4 separate regions of the Mus musculus genome follow, and all the other regions are linked to region 1. A link is a loop called in an ENCODE intact Hi-C map of the cell type or tissue named here. Cell type or tissue: left cerebral cortex. All regions are shown on one strand. Each heading gives the region's core, and the rest is flanking DNA. Links, peaks and the distances in the headings are about the cores only.

The links. Hi-C counts contacts between places; a loop is a spot of excess contacts. Peaks named below come from ENCODE experiments on the same cell type or tissue, not always from the same donor. Only the 100,000 strongest peaks of a DNase experiment are listed, where the experiment ranks them.
Region 2: a loop joins it to region 1, with 2.2 times the contacts of the local background. A loop is called at or near these places in 3 of 42 quality-filtered maps.
Region 3: it touches region 1 in a loop (2.6-fold over the local background); 2 of 42 quality-filtered maps call a loop at or near these places.
Region 4: it touches region 1 in a loop (2.3-fold over the local background); 2 of 42 quality-filtered maps call a loop at or near these places.

The regions. Positions count from the first base shown.
Region 1 is chr5:45,276,480-45,282,449 of GRCm38, reverse strand. The region is part of intron 4 of D5Ertd615e (DNA segment, Chr 5, ERATO Doi 615, expressed); the gene reads left to right. Among named protein-coding and RNA genes, the nearest start is that of Gm46912, 120 kb to the right of the region's middle. In left cerebral cortex, for the core only: a CTCF peak has its summit at 3,608 (motif pointing right); DNase peaks (open chromatin) are centred at 3,639 and 4,295; H3K4me3 peaks cover 736 bases; H3K27ac peaks cover 528 bases.
Region 2 is chr5:44,796,413-44,802,382 of GRCm38, reverse strand. It overlaps Ldb2 (LIM domain binding 2), which reads left to right and starts at 2,637. Exons shown (of 8, transcript NM_010698.4): 1 at 2,637-3,021. The coding sequence starts at 2,890. In left cerebral cortex, for the core only: a CTCF peak has its summit at 4,886; DNase peaks (open chromatin) are centred at 3,147, 3,633, 3,942, 4,260 and 2 more places; H3K4me3 peaks cover 2,988 bases; H3K27ac peaks cover 1,557 bases.
Region 3 is chr5:45,193,934-45,199,903 of GRCm38, reverse strand. The region is part of intron 4 of D5Ertd615e (DNA segment, Chr 5, ERATO Doi 615, expressed); the gene reads left to right. Among named protein-coding and RNA genes, the nearest start is that of Gm46912, 34 kb to the right of the region's middle. In left cerebral cortex, for the core only: no CTCF peak of the experiment used is centred there; a DNase peak (open chromatin) is centred at 3,549; H3K27ac peaks cover 1,080 bases.
Region 4 is chr5:44,717,964-44,722,963 of GRCm38, reverse strand. All of the region lies in intron 1 of Ldb2 (LIM domain binding 2), which reads left to right. Among named protein-coding and RNA genes, the nearest start is that of Ldb2, 79 kb to the left of the region's middle. In left cerebral cortex, for the core only: no CTCF peak of the experiment used is centred there; a DNase peak (open chromatin) is centred at 2,919.

The sequences.
Region 1 (5,970 bases), core at 518-5,517:
CATGGTGTGTGTGTGTGTGTGTGTGTGTGTGTGTGTGTGTGTGTGTGTATGTCTGTCTCTGTGTATGTCCGTGTGTATGTGAGTGTATGTGTATATGTTTGTCTGCCTCGGTGTGTGCATGCTTGTCTGTGTGTATGTGTGTGAGTATGTGTATGTGTATGAGTGTGAGTGTGTGTGCGTGTTTGTTTGCCTCTACATGCATTCTATGATCCATAAATGAGAAACAACATAATATTTGTCATTCTGAGTTTGGCTTATTTTGCTCAATATGGTGGTCTCCAGTTGTATCCCCTTTCCAGCAGGTAACAAAATTTCATTTTTTAAATGACTGAATAAGGAATATTGTATTTCTCTATCCACTCATCTGTTGATGGATACCCAGGATGCTTCCATAACTTGGCTGCTGTGAATAGCGCTGCAGTAAATGTGGAGGCCCAGAGATCTCTGTGGTGTGTTCAAAGTCCTTTGGATGTATACCTAGGGCTGGTATAGGGATTTTCAAATTTTTCTTCCTTCTCTTGAGACTTTTGGAAGCTATGGTGTTATTTGAGCTAAGAATCAACTGCATCTAATTGGAAGCTCTTCTAGTTGTGGCAAAAAAAAAATGGCAACAGACACAATTAACTTTAGTCTAGAGTGCCATGTTTAAAATTTATAGAGACCCCAGGGCTCTCCTTAAGTGGTTTGGGGACAAAGTTTGAATGATTCATTTCTGCTTCTCTCCTGAAGAGGGTCCTGAGCTAAGAAGCACATTTTGAGGTACCTGAGAGATACAGGTCAGTAGGTAACAGCACAAACTGTGCTTGTAGAAGGCCAGAGTTGGATTCCCAGTTCCCATGCCAGGTGGTCTGTAATTCCATCTCAGGGGATCTGAAGCCTTCCTTGGCACTGCACTCACCTCCCCCTCCTCAGTACACATGCATAAATATTTTTAAAATAAAAGAACCAGACTATGGTTTGAACAATAGCAATTTGGCAATGCTGACTACCAAACCTAAATGAAACAAACCCCAGAACTCATGTTACAGAGAGAAACAGATAGAAATAGGACCTAATGCTGCAAACACTGAGGGAATCCCGATTTAGATGCATGGGTGTTCATCTTCTGTTGTCCCAGTATATCCACCTTGTATATTCATAGGGTGTTAGTGATAGGATCCCTGTGGATATTCATATCTGTAGATTGTGCAATGTTTGTCACCACCCACATCTTCCCATATATTTAAACTCACCTCTAAGTCACTTGTTACTCTTACTGTGTAACTACAGTGTAGTCGGTTTCTGCACTGTGTTGCTCAGGCAATAGTCACAATAAAAAAGAGTTCATTCATGTTCATTTCAGATCCAGTCATCCTCCCTGAGATTGTGATCCATACCAACTTGCATGTGTAGATGTAGGGTGTTGATCCTATGTATGCAGGAAGACACCAGTCATTTTTTAAATTAATTTATTTTTTACACTCCATATTTTTTTTTGTTTTGTTTTTTGTTTTTATTTATTTATTTATTTTTTTCCATTTTTTATTAGGTATTTAGCTCATTTACATTTCCAATGCTATACCAAAAGTCCCCCTTACCCACCCACCCCCACTCCCCTACCCACCCACTCCCCCCCTTTGGCCCTGGCGTCCCCCTGTACCGGGGCACACAAAGTCTGCGTGTCCAATGGGCCTCTCTTTCCAGTGATGGCCGACTAGGCCATCTTTTGATACATATGCAGCTAGAGTCAAGAGCTCAGGGGTACTGGTTAGTTCATAATGTTGTTCCACCTATAGGGTTGAAGATCCCTTTAGCTCCTTGGGTACACTCCATATTTTATCCCTCTCTCATTCACCCTCCAACTGTTCCACATCCCACACCTCCTCCCCACACCCTGTCTCCATGTGTATGCTCCCACCCCCACCCCACCTTACCTTTAAACTCCCTGGGACCTCCAGATTATTATTATTTTTTTGGGAGGGGGTTTCGAGACAGGGTTTCTCTGTGTAGCCCTGGCTGTCCTGGAACTCACTCTGGAGACCAGGCTGGCCTCGAACTCAGAAATCCGCCTGCCTCTGCCTCCCAAGTGCTGGGATTAAAGGCATGTGCCACCACTGCCCGGCAAGGGGCCTCCAGATTCTTGAGGGTTAAGTGCATCATCTCTGAATGAATACAGACCTGGAAGGCCTCTACTGTATGTGTGTTGGGGGCCTCATATCAGCTGTTGTATGCTGCCTGTTTGGTGGTCCAGTGTTTGAGAGATCTTGGGGGACCAAATTAATTGAGACTGCTGGTCCTCCTACAGGATCACCCTTCTCCTCAACTTCTTTCAGCCTTCCCTAATTCAATAATGGGGTCAGCTGCTTCTGTTCATTGGTTGGGTGCAAATATCTACATCTGACTCTTTCAGCTGCTTGTTGGGTCTTTCAGAGGGCAGTCATAATGGGTTCCTTTTTGTGAGCGCTCCATAGCCTCAGTAATAGTGTCAGGCTTTGGGACTTCCCCTTGAGCTGGATCCCACTTTGGGCCTGTCGCTGGACCTTCTTTTCCTCAGGCTCCTCTCCATGTCCATCCCTGTAATTCTTTCAGACAGGAACAATTATGGGTCAGAGGTGTGACTGTGGGATGGCAAACCCATCCCTCACTTTATGTCCTGTCTTCCTGCTGAAAGTGACACCAGTCATTTTTATCTTGTGTATTTATTTTGTTTGAAGACAGTCTCTACAAAGGACCCCTTGGAACACTAATATCTTCTTACTCTAGATACTGACTTTATTATGCCATTTGATGGCTGGTAAATTGAGACATTAATAAATAAAACTATGCAAATAAGTTTTACAATTTAGTCATTGCCTGACTATAGACAAGCAACTTCATGCCCATGAGCTCTAGTTTTCCTATTTGCAAAATAGGAACAATAATGTCTGCTCTGTGCTGTTATGAGGGTAGAAATCTAATCTAAATTGTCCCTTAACTCAAAGGCCAGCCCCTAAGAATAAGACTCTTGTCTGTGTTTACCAAATATAGTGTCCTCCTGACTCTTTGGCCAGGACTCAATTTCATGTTTCCTGGTCAGTTGTGAGTGTAGAAGGGAAAAGAGAGGATGTGCGTGTATTAGGAGTGTATGTGGCTGAAATTTGACTCTGTTAAAGCATGCTGTCTCCTAACAGCTCTTCTTTTGGGGTTTGGAGAAACAAAAGACTTCTTCTCTTGGTTAGGAAACCAAGATCTAGAAGCATGAAGTCTCTGGGAGCCATTTCTTCTATTCCTAAAATTGACTCTAATGTGCTCTGTGACCTATGGAACACACTTTTACCTGTCTGAATCTCTGCTTCCTATGACATAAGATAGGTCTGGGGACATTGCTTAGTGTTTAACTTCCTGGTGTGAGCTTTACCTACCTGGTGTGAGGTCTTAGTCTTGAATTTGATCAAATTACAAAAATAAAATAAGGTAAAATGAGGTGGCTAGTCCAGGTGGCATTAGCGACTCTTCAATCTTTGCAGTTTTAAAATTCTATCCAGATTTGGGAGTATAAAAACCTCGAAGTGTGTTTCTTTTCTGTAAAATGAAGGGGTGTGTGGTAGCAACGAAGAGGTCGATGATGGGACTGTTATTTTAAATTGGCCACTTGGGGTCGCTAGCGACTCGAGACTGGCTGATAAGGACAGCAGAATGCCTCAGGGAATGGATTCTGGGGGCGGTTGATGAAATTTTCTTTCTTGTCTCTCCCTTTGGTTCTAGAATTTGGCAGAAAACTTGATCGCATCATTAGTGTTGAACAGCTCTTAAGCACGTGGCAGAGGACTGTATAGAGCCTAGGCTGTGGCAAGGTAGCCATGCCCATCCCCAAAGAGAAGAGAAGAGAAGAGAAGAGAAGAGAAGAGAAGAGAAGAGAAGAGAAGAGAAGGGAACAGAAAGAAAATAAAAGGAAAGGAAAGGAAAGGAAAGGAAAGGAAAGGAAAGGAAAGGAAAGGAAAGGAAAGGAAAGGAAAGGAAAAACAGAAAAGAATTAGACAAATATCGGAGATGCAGCTGGTCCTGCCTTTTGATTACTCGGTGTGCCTTGACTTGAAAAACCGGTTCTGCAAGGTTAAACTGGGTGGCATAAAACCTGACTCCGAGGTAGTGTAGTTTGTCCCATAGAATTCGGAATCATCAAAGGCAGAGAGCATTGAATTCCCACGGAAGCCCGCTGAGTAGGGGGTTTTCCTGATGAGCTCTGCTGATGAGGAAAATGTAGCGGAGAAAGACGCAAAAGTCCCAGTGGAATCCAGTGAGGGATCACCTAGCAAGAAATAAACAAAAGAGGGCCAAGCGTCTTTGCACTTGGAGCTGACAAGCTCCGCATAATGTAACCCTGTCCAGAAGAGCAGTACCCTGCTCAGAGCATGAGAATAGCTTTCTGCAGTGCTGTGTAAACAGTCTTTTTCACTAGCCTTCCTGGCTGCTAAACTGGGAGAAGCTTAAGTGGAGGAGGAGGAGGAGGAGGAAAAGGAGGAGGAGTCATCGTCAGAAGGATCTTAATAGAGACAGATTTGGAACTCCCACTGTCCCCTTTCAGGTCTTGAATTACTGTTAATTTTGTTACACCCATCTCTCTTCTCCTAATACTTTTAGAGAATGACAATAAAGAGTCTGCAAAACGAGGGAAATCCACTTTGCCAGGCTGGTCAAAGAGACCCTATCTAGGGGCTGCTTCAGATGGAGGTCTTCTGCAACAGAAGTGAAATATCTATGCCCCAGGTGCCCTTCAGGGGTCATCTGCAGTACCCCTTTGCAGTTTGCTGTTGGGGAGCAGCTTACAGAAAAGGAAAGTGTTTGTGCCATTGTTTGGGGGCTTTCCTTGTTTGCCCCCTCCAAACCTCCAAGTCCAGTCCCTGGTAAACTGTTGGGGACTCTGGAGACTTCAGCGTCTTTTCAGTTTCTTCCTAAACTGTACATTCACACCCATACTGTTTATGTGCACGATCCCCTCTGGTATGTGTCCAGCACAGTTACAGAAACGTACTACGTCTGGGTGCACTCAGGACTTTCAAGGGGTTAACCTCTTTTTTTATATTGCTATCTTCTGTGAAATGGAATAATGCTGGTATTTCCCTAAGGGTGTGATGGGTAGGTTGTAGCAATGTTGAAGTGTAAGGTGATCCAGACTTAGTGACACTATGATAGGTACTATTCCTTGAACTTTGCAGTCCATGATGGTAGCATGTATAACGACAGAACATTCAAAATATAGCTACTGGTGCACTGAGAACAGACTGCCCCGAAAACACTATGGGACATCTCCAGCAATTTTTACACAGATCCTAAGTTTATGTTGTAATTGGTTGCAAATATGTGCTTGAATAAAGTGCCTTTTAAAAGTTAATCTTATGCTACTTTTTGAAAATATGGCTACTAGGCAATTATTATACAAATAATCATGATAGAATATTTTTTTTTACAAATGGCTTATATTTGTATCTCACACTTTATTTCTGCTTGATTTTGCTACCCTAGTCCCTCTAGGACTCATCTGTCTACTAAAATACTACCATTCAACACTACCAAGCTCATTTTGCAGAGCCAACATTACTTGGTAACAAAACAAGAAAGAAAGAAAGAGGAAAGAAAAAGAAAGAAAGAAAGAAAGAAAGAAAGAAAGAAAGAAAGAAAGAAAGGAAGAAAGAAAGAGAGAGAGAGAGAGAGAGAGAGAGAGAAAAAATGAAAACTGTAGATTATTTTCCCTGGTAAATATTTTTAAAATCTCAATAAAATACTTGCAAATTGAATTCAAGAACACATTAAGAACATCCTACACTGTGACCAAGTTGGTTTCAGTCCAAGGTTGGTTGAACATATACAAATTGATAACTGCAATCCAACCCGTAAGTACAAAAGGATAGCAGCCACATGACAATCTCAATCCATAGGGTAAAGGCATTCAAGAAAGTTCAACATCTTTCCATGATAAAAGCTGTGAAGAAGCTGGGGATAGAACCTACCTCG
Region 2 (5,970 bases), core at 971-5,970, 480 kb after region 1:
GGAGACATCTCTACCCAGTGTGGAAGACAGCTAAATTAAGTAATGATGAATTTAAAAAGGTTAGTTTATGGGGCAGTGAGTTGGCAAAGGTACTGGCCTCAGAAACCTTGAGCTACAGTCTTTTGCTCTCTAGATTCCATGTAAATGTGGAAGGAGAGAATCAACTCCACAAAGTTGTCCTCAGATTTCCATATGCACCTCCTTCCAACATATAGGAACAGTAAATAAAACTTAAATGGTTAATGCAAAAGACAATAATTTAGCTGAGTAGAATGATGAATGGGTATTCATAGGTAAAGAAGGGACAAAAACATTAATGTGTGACACATGAAGGAAAGATTATTTCCTTGCAAAGGAAAGATAAAAGATTGCAAATAGATGAATGACGAATGAATGAATGAATGAATGAATGAATGATCAAGAAACCAAGATCTTCTTAAGCCTCAAGTGCCCTTGTAGCATTAATGTAGAGAACTCAGACATTTTTCTATGGGTAATGTGTTTTTTTGCTAAAAGCAAAAGCATAGAATATGGTCAGTTTCTGTTTTCTATGCTGAACATTCTGATTGGAGAAAGGATAATTGCAAGCAATAAGATGACTGTAAATCTGTGAGCAGAAAGCCAGTTTGGAGCCTCTTGAAAGTACAAAGATGCAATTTCATGGAAGAGGAGCAAGCCTTGAAAAGTTGCATGCGAAAGTTTTAGGGACAAACAGCAAATATTTGCAGAAGTAACTTGGAGTGCTTTGCAAGAACAACCCAGGGTAAAGCTTGCCTAAATCGGAGCACAGCTCTCCCTTTGTGGGGTTTGACCATTCCTGGGCTGCACACAGCTGCCTGGGCACTCCTTTGACTCTAGCACTGCCATGAAGAGGTAAATACAAACTCAGGCAGGCATTGAGCTCAGAAATGTCTTTACTTGGGGAGTTTGTGCACAAGGAATTGTTGGCTTTTGCAATGGCCGCCATACTGAAACATAAATCACAAGGAATTTGTTTGAAATCTCGTCTTTAGGAGGTTGTGTGTTTTGACAAACCTTGCAGCAAATTTGGCCCAGCTTTTAGATTTGTAATGAAACCTGAAACCCAGCATGCTGGCCTGCCTTAGGGTCCCCAGACACATGTTCTCAGCAGCCTAGAAGTAATAGCTCCTCTAATCCCATCCTGGCAAGTGACATGACTGTGTTAGGCTGCACCGCTGGAAGTTTGGGGTGGATGTTTCTTGCAGGTGGGAGACAAGAGTGATCAAGACAGCAATTTGGGGACAATTTTACTCCTGAATGTAAACCACAGATCTAACAGCACCTATTATTCCTCTGTTGGCTAGTGACTCTAAAATACCCCAAGCCATGACTGGGGCAGAAAGTTAATTAATCTGCTTATTAAAAAGAAGAAATGTCTCATTTGCATGCATTTGCATCCAGGTCTTACATTCCATCTTGTTTTTCTGTGGTCCCTTCCCCCTTCCCCCTTAAAGCCGCTGACTTAGCTAGGTGTGAACTCCTGCACTGAATTTTCTGGGGCTTGGCTTTGTTTAAGTGTCCTGTATATGAGTAAGTGTGGGGCCAATTGGATCTTTCCTAGATTCCCTAATTCTTTGTGGCAACTCTGCCCCCCTCCCCAGGGCTATTTGGGGTTTCTTCTAGTTGTCATGCACCACAATTAAGATTTATAGACTTGGCCACTCTGGGAAGGAAGCAAAGACCTTGTCCCCATCAGAGTTGGGCTTGTTACTTGGGGGGGCAATAAATTCAATTATCTGCAATTTCTTACTCAACTGAATTTTCCATGGACATTTCTATGGGATGCTTTTTCCTTTGCGTTTCATATCTTCCTGAGCAGTCTGCTTTTTGGATCCTTTTCTTGTCTTAGAAATACCTCTTAGAAATAAAAGCCCATTGCCTCTTGGATGGATTTTTAGATGGTTCCACATTCAGGTCTGGGTGATACTGTTTTTACCTGAGACTGTACAGGTAATCTAAATGTAGGCCCCCTAAAACCATCGTCAAAAGCAGGACAACCCCCTTTTGGGAGGTTAGGAAGGGGGCTGGGAATAGGAGTAGTTTGGAAGTCAGGGGGGAGGGGAATGCTAAGATACAGCTCAGCTTCCTATCCGAAGTACAGCAGGTACAGCCAAAACTCTGTTGGGAGATGAGAGCCCGGAGGAATCTTCCAGAGGGAGTGAATCACCAACCCCAAATCAGAGGGACCAGAGTGCCAGTGTTGTTGTGTTTGGGAGTCATCCCATTTCTGATACATTACAACAGTGTGGCTGTCAGGGGCGAGAGGCTTAGGCAGTGGGTGAACCCACCTCTCTGCTAACAAGCTTAGCAATGGGGGGGGGGGGGGGACTAAAACTCAGCCTTAGACTTCTTGTCAGACTAGGAGGAGAATTATATTTTTGAACTAGTCTACAGTGTGGACAGGAAATGACCCCTTCACCAACTGCTTCTTTAAAAACAAGCAGTTGGAGCCTCTAGCTATCCAGCTCTCTCTCTCTCTCTCTCTCTCTCTCTCTCTCTCTCTCTCTCTCTCTCTCTCTCTCTCTCAACTCACTCTCCCCCTTCTCCCTCCCTCCTTCTTCCCTCCCTTCCTCCCTCCCAACCTCCAACCTCCGCTCTCTCCCTCTCAGAGCTCCAGTGCTCCCTCCCCTCCCGCGCTCCCTCCCTCCCTCTCCCTCCTCGTTCCCTCTCCTCTCTCGCTATAGAGGGCTCCCACAGCACTTCCCAGCCAGTGTGCTCAGCCTGCCTGCCTGCCTGCCTCTGTGTGTGTCTGTGTGTGTGTGAGCGTGTGTGCGTGCGTCTACTTTGTACTGTGAAGAACACAGCCCATGTGCTCTGCATGGACGTTCCTGATACTCTATTAAGCTTGATTTTCGACAAGCAGGCAAGATGTCCAGCACACCACATGACCCCTTCTATTCTTCTCCTTTCGGCCCATTTTATAGGAGACATACACCATACATGGTACAGCCAGAGTACCGAATCTATGAGATGAACAAGAGACTGCAGTCTCGTACAGAGGTAAGTTCTTCAACCTTGGCGTGTGTTTGTGGATTTTTTAAAAAAAAACTGTGCATGGGCTTTTCCTGGGGTTCTTAGCTGAATTCTGTGGGAAGTGTCCCACCAGCTACTATCACGTAGGTGGATATAAGCACAGCTGGGTGAACCCTCGAGTTTGAATGCTGGGTTTCCAGCGACAGTAACTCTTGGAGCTGGGGACAGTTTCTGCCGGAATCTTAGTATCTGGAAAGAGACAAGCCACTTGGTTCACATGCCGAGTCTCTAGAAATTCAGGTTTCCCAGAACTCTGATGTTTACAGGCTTAGAGATGGTCGTGTTTGTTGAGATATAGACTGCAAGAGATTTTGTGGATGTTTGCGTCTGTGTTGTGTGTGTAATATCATGTATACATATATTCATATATTTACAAGTTCCAGAGGAAGTCTGGTTTGACCTGAACTTACTTTTTCAAAGTGACTAAAATTGAGGTAAAAGGGACAAGAGAGCAGCCTTGTGTACTTTTCAGAACTCCCTGGAGGTGGGCTCAGGGAAGACACACACGTTTGCCTGTGTTAAATTCAGAGACAGGTTGACTGAGGAAGTGGGGTCCTCTTGTCTCTCTGGTGGTTGTGCCTCCCAAGGCTCTACCTTGGGACAGGAGTTAGCTCCCCATTCAAGCCAGAAGCAGTTGAGTGCATTTGGGATCTCCAGAGAGAGGGAGGCTGAGCCTCTCAGGCAGTGAGCCAGTCCAGGGACTTCTTCAGAACTTTCTAAATGCAAAACTCCAGACTCCTCTTTCACAATTTAAATATTTAATTTTTCTCTGGGCTGCCCGAGTGGCAAAGCACTCTGCTGCCGGGTGCTCATCTGCCTGTAAGGTGGGACTTGGTGTTGAAGTGTTTATTGTAGGTGTGTCTAAGTCTCTTGAAGAAATAGAAGTCTCTGGGAATTGAGTTTTCGCTGCATAGTACAAATGCTCATAGGAGTCATGCCACAGGGGTGTTGGGGGAATAGCGTTGGTAGGTAGTTAGATTGAAGATTGGCTTTTAACTCTGAGAAAGGATTTGATTAAGTTTGCATGATAAAATAAAACACACTTGCTTTGAATTGTCTGCTGAGCCATAGAGAATTCCTGATGTTTAATGTATTGAATAGGGCTAACAAGATGATGTGACCTGTTTTCTGATTGGCTAACTGCTGGACAAGATCTTGTGGGGTTTTGTTTTTGTTTTTGTGTGTTAGTGTGTGTGTTTTAAAGCCTGGCTCTCTTTATCACTGCTATTTTCTTTATATGTTAATGCACCATGGATGTTAAATATAATTGCTGGCACGTCGCCTCTTTCTAGAAGCCAGAAGCTCCTGTAGAGTGTAAACTCTGGTGTTTAGAGTGCTGAGTTCTTGGCAGTAAATAGGATTGTGTGTGTGTGTGTGTGTGTGTTTGTGTGTGTGCATATGCCTGTGGTGTGTGTTGCTTTATATGTGTGTTCTAGCTTGTATCTTCTATTACAATCTTTGTAAGAGTGTGTTGGAATGAATCTTCAGTCCCTGTCTAAGCTATCAGTGGCAGAGGCTGCTTTCAGAACTGGGAAGACTGGGAAGGTTTTAGAGTTGAGGCACCCAGTAATAGTAATAAAATGTTGAACAGAAAAAGGAACCGTCAGAAGGAATCAATAAAATGTTAAAAATTATACAATTAAAAAATCTCTTTGCTAAGTATAATTATTTCTCAATAATAATAATAATAATAATAATAATAATAATAATAATAATAATAGAGACCATAGACTGCAATAGATTAATTCTTGAACACAGGATTGAAAGACAACTTGTATCCTGCTTGCTTGGTAGAAAGTTGTTGAGGTTTTGTGGATGGTGTCTTCCCATCCTCCTGCTGGTTGAAGCAGGGTAGCTATTCTTGGGTTCTGGGTGCCTCTCAACCCTTCCACAACCCTGGGCAGCTAGCTTTGAGCTGGGAGACTTCCCATCCATCCTGGTCTCCATACAAATCCCTAAGATGGAATAGATTACCCACTGGTTCGTGTTTGAGATGTTTGGAAAGTGACCCATTAGGAGTATGCTTTTCCAAAATGACACATTAATCTTTCTTGAGAGCTAAACCCAAGAACTTCTAACTTTTAGAAGATTGCAGGCTAGCTCTGACTGCAGGATTTCACTCTGACCATAGCTGAAGAACCAGGAGAGGCAAGCTTGCTTTGACAAATCTTTGAGTTTTTAATTCGTCCTGACATCAAAGTACTGTGAGCTATTTTTCAGTGTGTTCTGGAACAACCTCCACACATGTACCCTCTTATTAAGTCTTTCAAAAGTAATTATATACATAATTATATCGACACCTTTGTCTCAACACAAGAAATATATTTTCATAACATGTGAAAAAAGGACAGTAATCATTAATTGCTCCTACTGTATGTATAGATTCACATTAAATATTTAAATTTGATAGTAATGTGTACTTAGAGGAGAAACAATAACTTTGCACAAAAAAGTTACAGGTAGCTTTACAAGTGGTGCCTTTAAAAAAATAATAATGCAACCTGAGTAGAAGCTGGTTACAGTCACCATATACTGCAAAACTGACATCTGTTCACATATAACATTGAATAGATTGTCGAGCCATCACCTTTACTACTTAGTCAATCCCTACAATCATAAGCATTCTCTCACAGTGTCTTTTTCTTCTCCCTCTTCTGTGCACCATATACTATTATTTTATCACCTCCTGATTCTCTCTCTCTCTCTCTCTCTCTCTCTCTCTCTCTGTCTGTCTGTCTGTCTGTCTTAACTTTGCATTCTCTTTGGAACACTTACTCAGCTAAGAAGAAATTAGAAGTAATTCTAAAGACCTCTCTCTTTAAAAAACAAAAGGTAATAAACTAGTGCAGAGCTATGACGTCCCTCACTGCCCTTGTATGATTGACCCCTAGGATATTCACACATGGTCATTTCTTT
Region 3 (5,970 bases), core at 476-5,475, 83 kb after region 1:
TACCTTCATTCCTGACATTCTTATGAGTTAATTCCATGAGCTTTTGGGTGTCTAAACTGGAGACTTGAACCATCATTGCCCTCATATGTAATAAACTAATATTCCCCGCTATTCCAGGTTTTTAAGTCTGAACTTAAAATCCAACTAGGGATAATGAGATCTGGGACCTAAGGGATGCTGAGGAACTGGAGGGAGCAGCCTGAAGTCTGGGATGACGTACTTTCTATGAAGAGATTCTTTACCCATATGTATCTAGAGAGAGGGATGGGGGTGGCCCCCAAACTCCAGCTGCTTTTGCTCCTTTTTGAGTCATAGAGAGCTGGAGTTTTTCTTGGGTTCTTCTCTCTAGAGACCCCAAGCTATGATACTTTCAGACACTCCCCCACAGTGTCTATAACTTCAATGATGCATTAGTGGAGATATTCTAACACATTTTTGAACCTATCTTTGGGTTGTCTCCCATTTTCCATTTCTTCTGTAGATCCAGTTGCCTTGATGTTGTATGTTTCTACTGGGAGTATGTGCTTACTAAGAGTCAGTTATAGAGCTGGAGAAGGTTCATCTGTTAAGAGCATTTGCTGCTCTTTCAGAGGATAGCAGTTCAGTTCATAGCAGCCACACTGGATGGCTCATAACTGCCCTTAACTCTAGCTCCAGGGGATATGATAGCTTCTTCAGCCTCTGTGGGTATCAGCTACAGGTGGGACACACACACACACACACACACACACACACACACACACTCATAAAGTGGCAGGGAACTGGAGAGAGAGAGAGAGAGAGAACTTGAACTTTTGTCAAATCACTGGTGTCTCTGAAAAATCTGCAAAAGTTGATGAAGCTTGATTAGGAAAAAGCCAGGTATTGGAAGGCAAAAATTATTGACTGAAAAATCTGTCATTTAAAAATTGCCATATATCATTAAAAGCCATATATCAATAGGGTAATTATGATTAGAGAATAACTCTCCACTATAAGAGACATTTTCTAGAAAACCATGGTGCAACATCATAGTAAGATTTGTCAGAATCAACAACATTCAAGCTCACTTCTATATATGCTGCATATAACCATGCATGTGGAATTCCAAGTTTTGATTTTTATAATGTCTAAAGAAAGAGTGCCCAAAATTAAAGATATATATATATATATATATATATATATATATATATATATATATTACAAGATAAGTAAGTACATTTCACAAAACCCAGAGCACATAGATTCTGCACTGTGCTATAGATTGATAACCCCCGTATGAACCAGCCATTCTCTAAAGATCAATTTGGAGGAAACAGATATCTGTGAGACTTGTGCTTGCTTTATCAGTGTTTTTCAAATTGTAGATCTTGGCTCTTGGTGAGCCATGGAACAAATTTCTTGAGTTGGAAAAAGGAAGTTTAAAAATGAAATGAAAAGAACAAAACAAAATAGAAAGTATTAGTGTGTATAGCATGTTTCTAGGATATCTTGTGAAAATCATGCATATGTGTGTGAACATGTCTGGTTATGTGATATGAAATTTCTAGCAGAGGTATAAACTTTTCTTTGCCTTGATTTCTAGGGGTGTGTGTGCAAATCTTTAAGGAATTTTCATCTAAAATAATACTTTCTCAGGTTTGGATTATGAATAATGTAAGATGCTTATTTAAATAAATGCCAGGTTTTTATAACAGAATGCAACTTCCTTGTTCCAAGTTATGGATCGAGAGGCTATAATATACCTTAAAAATAAGTTGTGAATTTTATTCTAGAAAAAAAGTAAGAGAAAGATATGAAAGTTCCTTGCACTTATTAGCAATCATTAACAATAACGGGCCCTTTCTTTCTTATGTCACATGTTGTGGGGAATAAAATTTTCAGTTCTAGTTTTATTATGTCTTAGGGAAGGGGTACCACTGCCTCTGCTTGACAACACTGGACAAAATCTGAACTGCAGGAAAGCAATTAACAGCATGGTTTAGTAACTGATTCCAAAGGAGAGTTTCTGGTAATTTACAGAAATATGGTATAAGACAATTCACTTTTTAAAAAAATCTGTTTTTCCTTTTATTAGCTATTTTCTTTATTTACATTTCACATGTTTTCTCCTTTCCAGGTCTCCCCTCCAGAACCTCCTATCCCACTCCCACTCCCCCTGCCTCTATGAGGGTGCTCTTTCATCCATCCACTCACTCCTACTTTCCAGCCCTAACATCCCCCTACACTGGGGCATCGAACCCCCTCAGGCCCAAGGCCTGTTCCTCTCACTGATCTTCAACAAGGCCATCCTCTGCCACATATGCGGCCAGAGCCATGGGTCCCTCTGTGTGTATTCTTTGGTTGGTGGTCCAGTCCCCTGGAGCTCTGGGGGGGTCTGGTCAGTTGACACTGTTGCTCTCACAGTGGGACTGCAAACCCCCTCAGTTCCTTCTGTCCCTTCTCTATTCTATTACTGCAGCACATACCTGACAAATGGGAAAAATTATTCATACCATGGCAGAAAGAAATGAATAAAATAATAAGGGGGCAGCGGATACAATGTCAAGTCTAGAGCCTATGTCTTATTTCAGAAGTCAAGCTGCTCTGGGAAGTATTTTATTTGATTGAACCAGTACCCACCTGTGTTATGATTCAGGAAAACTGTCCCAATACTTTGAGAAATGTACTGCTTTTCTGAAGCAGTTCTTAATGATTAGCTCTATGGAATAAATGAATATTGATATATTTTTAAAGAAAAACTGCTAATGCTTATTTGTATTCTTCTTCATCATTCCCTACTTTAAGTAATGACTCCAAATGGTCAGCAATGGTCACTTGGATTGTGTTCATGTTCCTGTGAGCCTCCAGGCTTCTGTGCTTATTCACCTTATATCTCTCATGCCAGAGAAGTATGTTAGTTTCTACATTCAGATCTCATTGGTAGGACAGTTGCATCTTCCATAGCAGAATAAAGTATGTAAGAAGACCCAGGACCTGCACTTCCTCATCCCCAGGCTGGTGTCTTTTCCCTTCTGAAAAAAGGGGGCTGGATACTCCCTTAGTTATATTGAGTTAAAAGGCAGTTGAAGCCTGGAGCACAGGATTAAGTTCATGGTAAATGTTCAGAAACTGTTTTTTTTTTCTTTTCCAAACCAAGATCCATTAAATTTGTCATGAATATAATTGATATGATCTTTTTAAACTTTCAAAATATTTTTCTAGCATATGTTTCAGATTGCCTAGCACGGGCTAAAAATCCACTGTCAATGTTCCCAGAATTTTTAGGAATTTTCTCAGGATAGTGTCAGTTAAAAATACTAACATTAGCTTATATTTTTTCATGCATCTTACATCAAAATAAATGTGACATAATTTCCCCAGTATCAAGCATATTCAGGATTGCTCGGTGAGGTTAATTTACTCACTCAAGGTCACCCAGCCTCTAATGAGGAAAGAGGACTGACCCCCACTCTTGCAGCACCCAGCCTGGTGCTTTATGACGTCTGTTCTTATGTGCACAGTTTTCATGGACCCCTGTGTGATCCAACATCACACCACCTGGCAAAGCAGCTGTCCTTAAGAACTGGGAAACGGGTCCAGCTTGGAGGAATCTCATTATCACTTTTTGAAGCACTACCCTGACTGCATTTTAAGTTGTATAATTTTGCTGGATGTGGATCTGAGGTTGAGCCTGGCTATTGGCAAGAACTGGTTTTCATTTGGTTGGAATTTTCCTTCCAACCTGATTCAACCCCTATAAAAAGACTAAGAAGAACATAGCCTTGAAATTAAAAGGTATATGGGGACTCTCCTGATATTTGACTTGTAAAAATAATGGCCGTGTTTCAGGTAAGTATATTACATAATTTTTCAAGATCCAAGTATCTGTACCTTGTGACCCTCCTGAGTCATCTCCATGAAGCCTTTTAGCCCTTTGTAGCCACAGCTGAAATGAATTACTAGGCTTCTCATAGTGTCCATATATATCATATCTCTCAGTGTGTATGTATTTATATAAATATCACCTTTTATGGTACAGCTCTGACAATGTGAAATATCGACTCTGATTTGTAATGTGAATAGGTTACAGTGATATTTGTCTGTAAATTGTTCCGCAGTTGACAGGCTGCTGATGCCCCCTCGCCCACCCCTTACCATCCCACAAATAGTTATTCACAAAGCAGCTACAAACCTTTAAATGTTTTATAAATGGTTGTTACTGACAGGTACTTTCACACATGCTATCTTTCCAATTGAACATCATGGCTTTGCCTTCATCGAAACAATCCATTTATTACAGTAAAACAAAACTTGCTTTGAAATATCATATAGAGAGATGTATAATTTTTTAATACAAAAGCTTCACGTAGAGTTGGGCTATTTTATTGTCTGTAACCATACAGTCTTAGCATTATCAATGCTATGAACTAGGAGAGCAAATTGAATACATGATATTTGGAGCAGTGAACCATTTCTTCAAGATGAGAATTTTGAAAACATTGTCCAAGTTTCTAACTAATTTGAACAAAATCACACATACATATACACATATAGAGACAGAGAGACAGAGACATAGGGGGAGAGAGACACACACACACACACAGAGAGAGAGAGAGAGAGAGAGAGAGAGAGAGACTGGAGGGGAGATAAACACCTTGGTAGCTTAGTCAACCAATGTGAAATTTATGCATCTCATAATGCTTAGTATGTTTGTTTTAATGAGTATTTTTAAGTCCCACCTTTGGTGACAGCCCAATCATTTCACATATTGTCTGTCATCCTAGAGTTAAAAGCCTTAATGTCAGTCATTCCCCCCTCCCCATCTCTTTTTGTTGACCTCAGCTTTTCATTCTTAAACTATTCAGAGTTCAATTCTCAAGCAACTTGCTGGCATTTTCCGGGATGGTTTTGGGAGAACAAGAAACAGATTCAATGGGCTATTAAATTCACGTGTGTGTGTGTGTGTGTGTGTGTGTGTGTGTGTGTGTGTGTGTACATGTGCACTGTAAGTGGTGCCGAGGATAGAACCTAGGGCCCTTCATCATATGAAATAACTTTTTCACCACTAATCTCCATCCACAACCCCCCCCCCCCCTTTACCGTTTATTTTGAGACAAGGTCTTAATGAGTTTTCCAGGCTGACCTTGAATTCACTCTGTAAACTGGGCAGTCCTGGTCATCTCTGACCTGACATCCTCTGTACCCCCCCCCCCCCCGCCTGTGTAGCTGGCATTATGGGCTTGTGTCATCTGGCCCTGCTATGCTAAGCTCCTTTAGGAAAATACATATGTTGCCTGTCTTTGTTTTGGTTTTACTGTTGAAAATGGACATAGAATTTTTGTTTTAAACTCTAGTGTGGAGATTTGAACGATGGTGAGATGATTTTCCCCTGTTTTTATTTAAGCATTTGTGTAAGTTTACAGGGAACATAGTCAGCAGCCTTCCCCCTCCTTGCCCTCCCTCATTCCCGCTGGTCTCCTTACTCCCTGGACAGTTTTAGTTATACTCTCTTGTCATATGTACATGCCCTCTGTGCTTAGAAAATCTAGGAATACAGATGAGAGAAAACATAGTTGTCATTTGAGACTGGCTTAATTCACTTAATATAATCAACACCAGTTGTACTCCTCCTCTGGCAGACAGCATGGCTTCGTTGTTTTTTATGTCTGAATTAAAGTCCATTATGCACACTTTATCCATTCCTCTGTTGTTGGACTAAGAAAAACAAAACTGTACTTGCTTAAGGACAGTGATTTTTATAAGAAGAACCACAAGCAAATGGAGAAATAAGGTGTTGTATGTTTGAAGGCTAGGAATGCAGTGGTTTTCTTTGCTTTAGCTTTTATTTTATTGTGTAAATGTAATAATGTCTTCCTTTGAGGTAAATTAGGAAATATGATATATTTTTTCTATTTAAGTCAATAGGTGTTTTGGAAAATATTATTATGCTATCACAGCCTGAAGTTGAATATTATTAAAATTCATTTCATATTACATGTATAAAAATAC
Region 4 (5,000 bases), core at 1-5,000, 560 kb after region 1:
CACAGAGCAAGCCTGTCGTTTATGGTGATGTATTTGGAGGTGGTTTTAACACGCAAGGGCAGATAGTCAGAATGCCTTAATTGCTACACATAGCTCATGTAAGAAGATACCCAGAGGGAAAGTAGAAACTCCAGATGCAAACCACTTCAGCTGAATCCTTAGGCTAGTTGCTTAATCTCTTTGTGGTTCCTTGACTACAAGGTAAAGGGGATGATAATAACCATTACCAGCTAGTGTGGGTACTTCTAGGGTTTTAAACAGCCAGTATCAGTGCAGGCATAAGAAGAGGACTTAGAGGGGGATTTTGTGTACAGTCGGAGCTCGGGGGTGCAATTCATATGTATATATGTTTTCTGTCGTAAATTATAACTTCAAGGACTAGGACTGGGAGCAGAGCTTCATCTTTCATTTTCTGGTCTCCTCCAATCTGCCTTGCAAAAAGGTAACTTGAATTGGAATGTTGCCATGGGTCCTAAAAGACATAAAGAATTGCAAACAAGGACAGAGAGACGTGACATTTGCTGGAATGGCATTCAGTAGCAAGTCCACTCTCCTTTAACACCGTGATTAGTGATACAGGCAGGAGGTTGAGAAGCACATTAATCATTTTTTGTGGCTTTAAATCATATAAAAGACAGGGGACAACAAGGATTACACCTCTCTATTAGGAGAGGGTAGGGAAGAGAACCAAGAAGGAAATGAGATAGTGAGATTGAACGCAGTCAAGTTTAAGATTTAGATCGGAGCAGCGAGCATGCCAACCCTCCCTCACTATAAACAATTGTTTTAAGCTTTTCATCTGGACCAATATTTACTGAGAGATTGTTACATGCCCCAAAATGGGAAATCACTAGACAAATATGCTTGTTTCTCCTTAAGTGGAACACACAGTCTTGTTGGCAATACTCACTGAAAACAATAAAACTCATATAGGCTCTGGGTACAAGAATTGACACAATTACAAGGTATAGATTTTATACAACTGAAGTACTTTGGCCTTTTAAAAAAATATACTAGGCATAGTGTGTAACAATAATGGTGTGAACAATGAAAAGTTCGAGGTAGAAAAAGAATGTTGAGACTCCATATGAATAAGAAAATTCCACCAAGTCTACATATATTTGATATATATTTAAAGATTTGTTTTCTCTTTAGTGGATGTGAGGGTGAGAATGCATATATGTGTGTGTGTGTGTGTGTGTGTGTGTGTGTGTGATCAAGGCATCAGACCCATCAAGATGAAGTTATAGGTGATTGGTTTCACCTAACAGGGGCATTGGGAGCCAAGCTGTTGTCCTGTTGAAGAGCAGTAAGTGCTTGTAATGTCTGACCCTTTTCTCTGGCTCCATATTTTATCCAAATGAAACCCATGTTTGGTTGTGCTGTTGTGCTCTGAAAGTCAAAAGTGGAACCTCGTAGTGAGTGAGAGCTATCATGCTATGACTGAAGAAAGGTGACCAGTGGTAAAGGCATCTTTGACCTTGGGGGAAAAATGAGCTTATAATTGAAGTATATGTGTGTGTGCAATATGTTAACACGTAAAATGTATTAATATTATTGTTATAGATACATGGTATAGACATTTGCACAACCATTGGAAGTGATAAGATTTTAATAGCATTAGCAATTAGAAATCGCTTTTATTAGAAATTTACTTTATTCTTTAATTTTTACTCAAGGTAGATAATACACAACAACTGCTACCTGCTCATGGTTCTTCTAAGATTTTTTACCCAGGTGTGACAATAATCATGTATCAAATAATAATGCCAATCGATAATCACAGTATTGTCATGATATAAGTGGAAAGTTAAAGGCCTAGGAGCTAGGTAACTGGGATGCGATGTTTAAGGCTTCTGAAATGGGTTCATTCCCACTCTGGGGATCCTGGTTTAATTCTTCAAGAATGAGTTACACAGGCAAGAAGACAACAATGGGGAAAGGCAGAGACTTCCTATTGTATAAAGCGCAGTCATAAGAGAATCTTACAAAACATATCATTGAAAAAAATGGCTAGTCCATTGGAAAAATCATTGGGTTGCTTTAAAGGCCAGATAACCTTAGAAATGCTTTGAATGTATTCTATATGGCTTCAGTAAAACCTCATAGGGCTCCATTGACGTTTCTGGAATTGTCTGAGGCAGAGTAAGAAGTCAACAAATCTCTGTGTCCTGCCCCTCTCCTCATTTCTCCATCCCATGTGAATGTCACTTGTCACAGAGGCAGTGCTGAAGAACGATTGCATTCTCAAGTGAAGGACTAAGCAGCACCGTAGTACATCTCTTAGCTAGAATATCCTCTTCTAAACTCAGGAGGATTTCACGCAGCCATTGTGATAATAAACCTAATGACTACAGGAAAAATACTGTTGCGTTCTGCAAAACTGCAAGTGCTTATTAAAGTTCATGCTCTCCTGCTCTGTGAATATTGTCAGGGTTGGTATGAATGGAGGCTGAATAGCATATTTAAATATATAGGTGATATGGCTCCAAATTATCTTCCACTAATTGACTGCCACTTCTTCAAATTAATTTGATTTTGCTTTTAGATAAATCCTTGGATTTTTATCCTAGCATTAGAGTCTGCCAGTCTGTGCAATGGGTGGCAATTGTGCTCACTGGTCAGGACCTGGAGAGTGCCCATCTTTCCATCTGATGTTGGTCATACCACCTGGACTCTGGGTAGTAGCACTCCATCATATCTTTAAAATTTTTTTTTACTGCTTTTGTTTTGTGTTTAGCATTGCTTATAGAGAACACTAAGGAAGTAATGGCAGCAGCACTGCCTCAGATTGGGCTTCTGCACAGCTGAGAAGAATGCAATGCAAGCAAGGCACTGTGCTGTTGGAGGACTCCAGGGGCTGCAAGGAGAGAAGGCAGGGAGGCTGATGACTCAGGCTGGAGGGAAGTGGGAGGGAAGGTAGGAGCTGCAGAAGTGACTCCCCTGTCTTATTTGAATGCAAACCTGGCAGGGAAACCATTTCTTCCTTCGAAGTTGATTCTTGCTGGTTAAGATTCAAAGTGAATAGAGAAAGATTTCTACTATCTGAGTCTTGGTGTCTAGGTTGAGAACCAATGTAGGTCACAAGACATAACAATATGGACAATGTAGAACAATAAAAGAGCAAGAAGAATAGCCTATAGGTTTCCATCTTCCACAGTGGCTTCATGGACTCTCCCACCCACCTGGCATGGTCTATAGAGCAGGTAATATTTCCAAAGGAAAATCAAAGTGTTATTGGGAAGATAGAATTCATGTGAGTATTCAGTAGAATAGAATAGCCCAAGTTTCATCCCCCAAAAATGAATCCAGAAATCCATTGTGAATAGAAAGAAATTGAATTTTTCTTGGTCTCTAAGTTGTTGGTAACAAGGTATATCATTATTCTCTCTGCTTTCCACTCTCTCAATTACTCAACTTGAAAACCTCATGTTTTCACATGTGTGCAAGTATGTATGTATTTAGCGTGTGTGTGTGTGTGTGTGTGTGTGTGTGTGTCCTTTACAGGATATTTGTCAGGTTCAGAATACAAATTGTGGAGTCTGTTGTCTCCTGCCGTGTGGGATCCAGGTATTAAACTCAAGTCATCAGGCTTGGCAATAAGTGCCTATACCATCTCAATGGCTCTGCTACTTTAAGTTCTAAGCTTCTCTAGAATGTTGGAGAGCTTATAGACAACAGCACACACAATTGTCCTTTGGAAAGGTTCTGGATAAATATAGAGTAGTCTGTGCATGATGGGTTCGGAGAAGTCTTTTGTAGGTAGAGTACCTCTGTGCAGGTACTTCACACTTGCGAGGCCCCACTTCCTTTTGAATTTGGATGCTAGAGTAAGTCGGAAGGAAGCTTCCTCTTACCACTATTTATCTTGATGGAAACCATCAGCATCCTGAGAGTTGGATCATTCTATATTTACTGAGTGTTCTCTGTGCACTGGTCTCTCATCTAAAGTTGTTTCTAACTCTAACTGATTGAATCCTTACAGTAGCCCTACACCTTAATTACTACCATTGGAGTGCACCTTGAACCCTGGAGGCAGAATTTTTTTCCTTAAGAAGAGCCATGGATGATATTTAAACACTCTTTTTCTTCTTTTTCTTTCTTTCTTTCTTTCTTTCTTTCTTTCTTTTTTTTTTTTTTTTTTTACTCCTTTGCTTTCTTGCAAAATTATTAAGATTAATGAAGAAATGTTGGCACAATATTTGAAAGAAAGCTTCTGGTAAATACAATTATAGTACAACATTTTCATAATAATGGGATATACTATTTTTATCCTCTTGTTCTCTTTAATTACTCTTCCAAGCCTAGCTTGTATAAACTTATTTTCCTGAGCTAGTCTTCAGAACATTTGTTCCTTCTTTAATTGAAATGGCAATCTATTTATCCAGCATTTGTACTTACTTTTATCTAATTATCTATCACACTCATTGATTCCAAAGTCGAATGTAAACTCTTGCCTTCCCTGTGAAGGTTAGTGAATTAGGTCTGCAAGGGATTCAATGCTTGAACTGGAGAGATAGCTCAGTTGGTGCCTGCTATACAAGCGTGAGGCTCTGATTTCGAACCCCAGCACCAATACAAAGGTTAGATCTGGCAGCATATGCTTGTAGGCTCAGTACTAGGGAGGTAGAAGCAATAGGATCTGTTGAGCTTCCTAGCCAGTAAGCCTACTTAAATCAGTGAGTACCCAGTCCTAGTAATAGATTACATTTAAAAACAAAAATGAAGCTGGTCAGCTAACTCCTGAAAACCACACAAGATGCACTTCCAGCCTCCATACACAGGTACACACACGAGTACTTCCAGCCTCCATACACAGGTACACACACGAGACATCACCACCTCCAAAGTGATTAAACACTATATCAAAGAAGAGAGGAGAACCCTGAGAAGGGAGAAGCTTTGATGGGATTTAGGGGAACAAACCAAGCAATCCTGTGATAAAATGTTAGCGACTTCCATGGCAGAGATAATGCAGTCTTCTCTATGTTAAGAGAGAA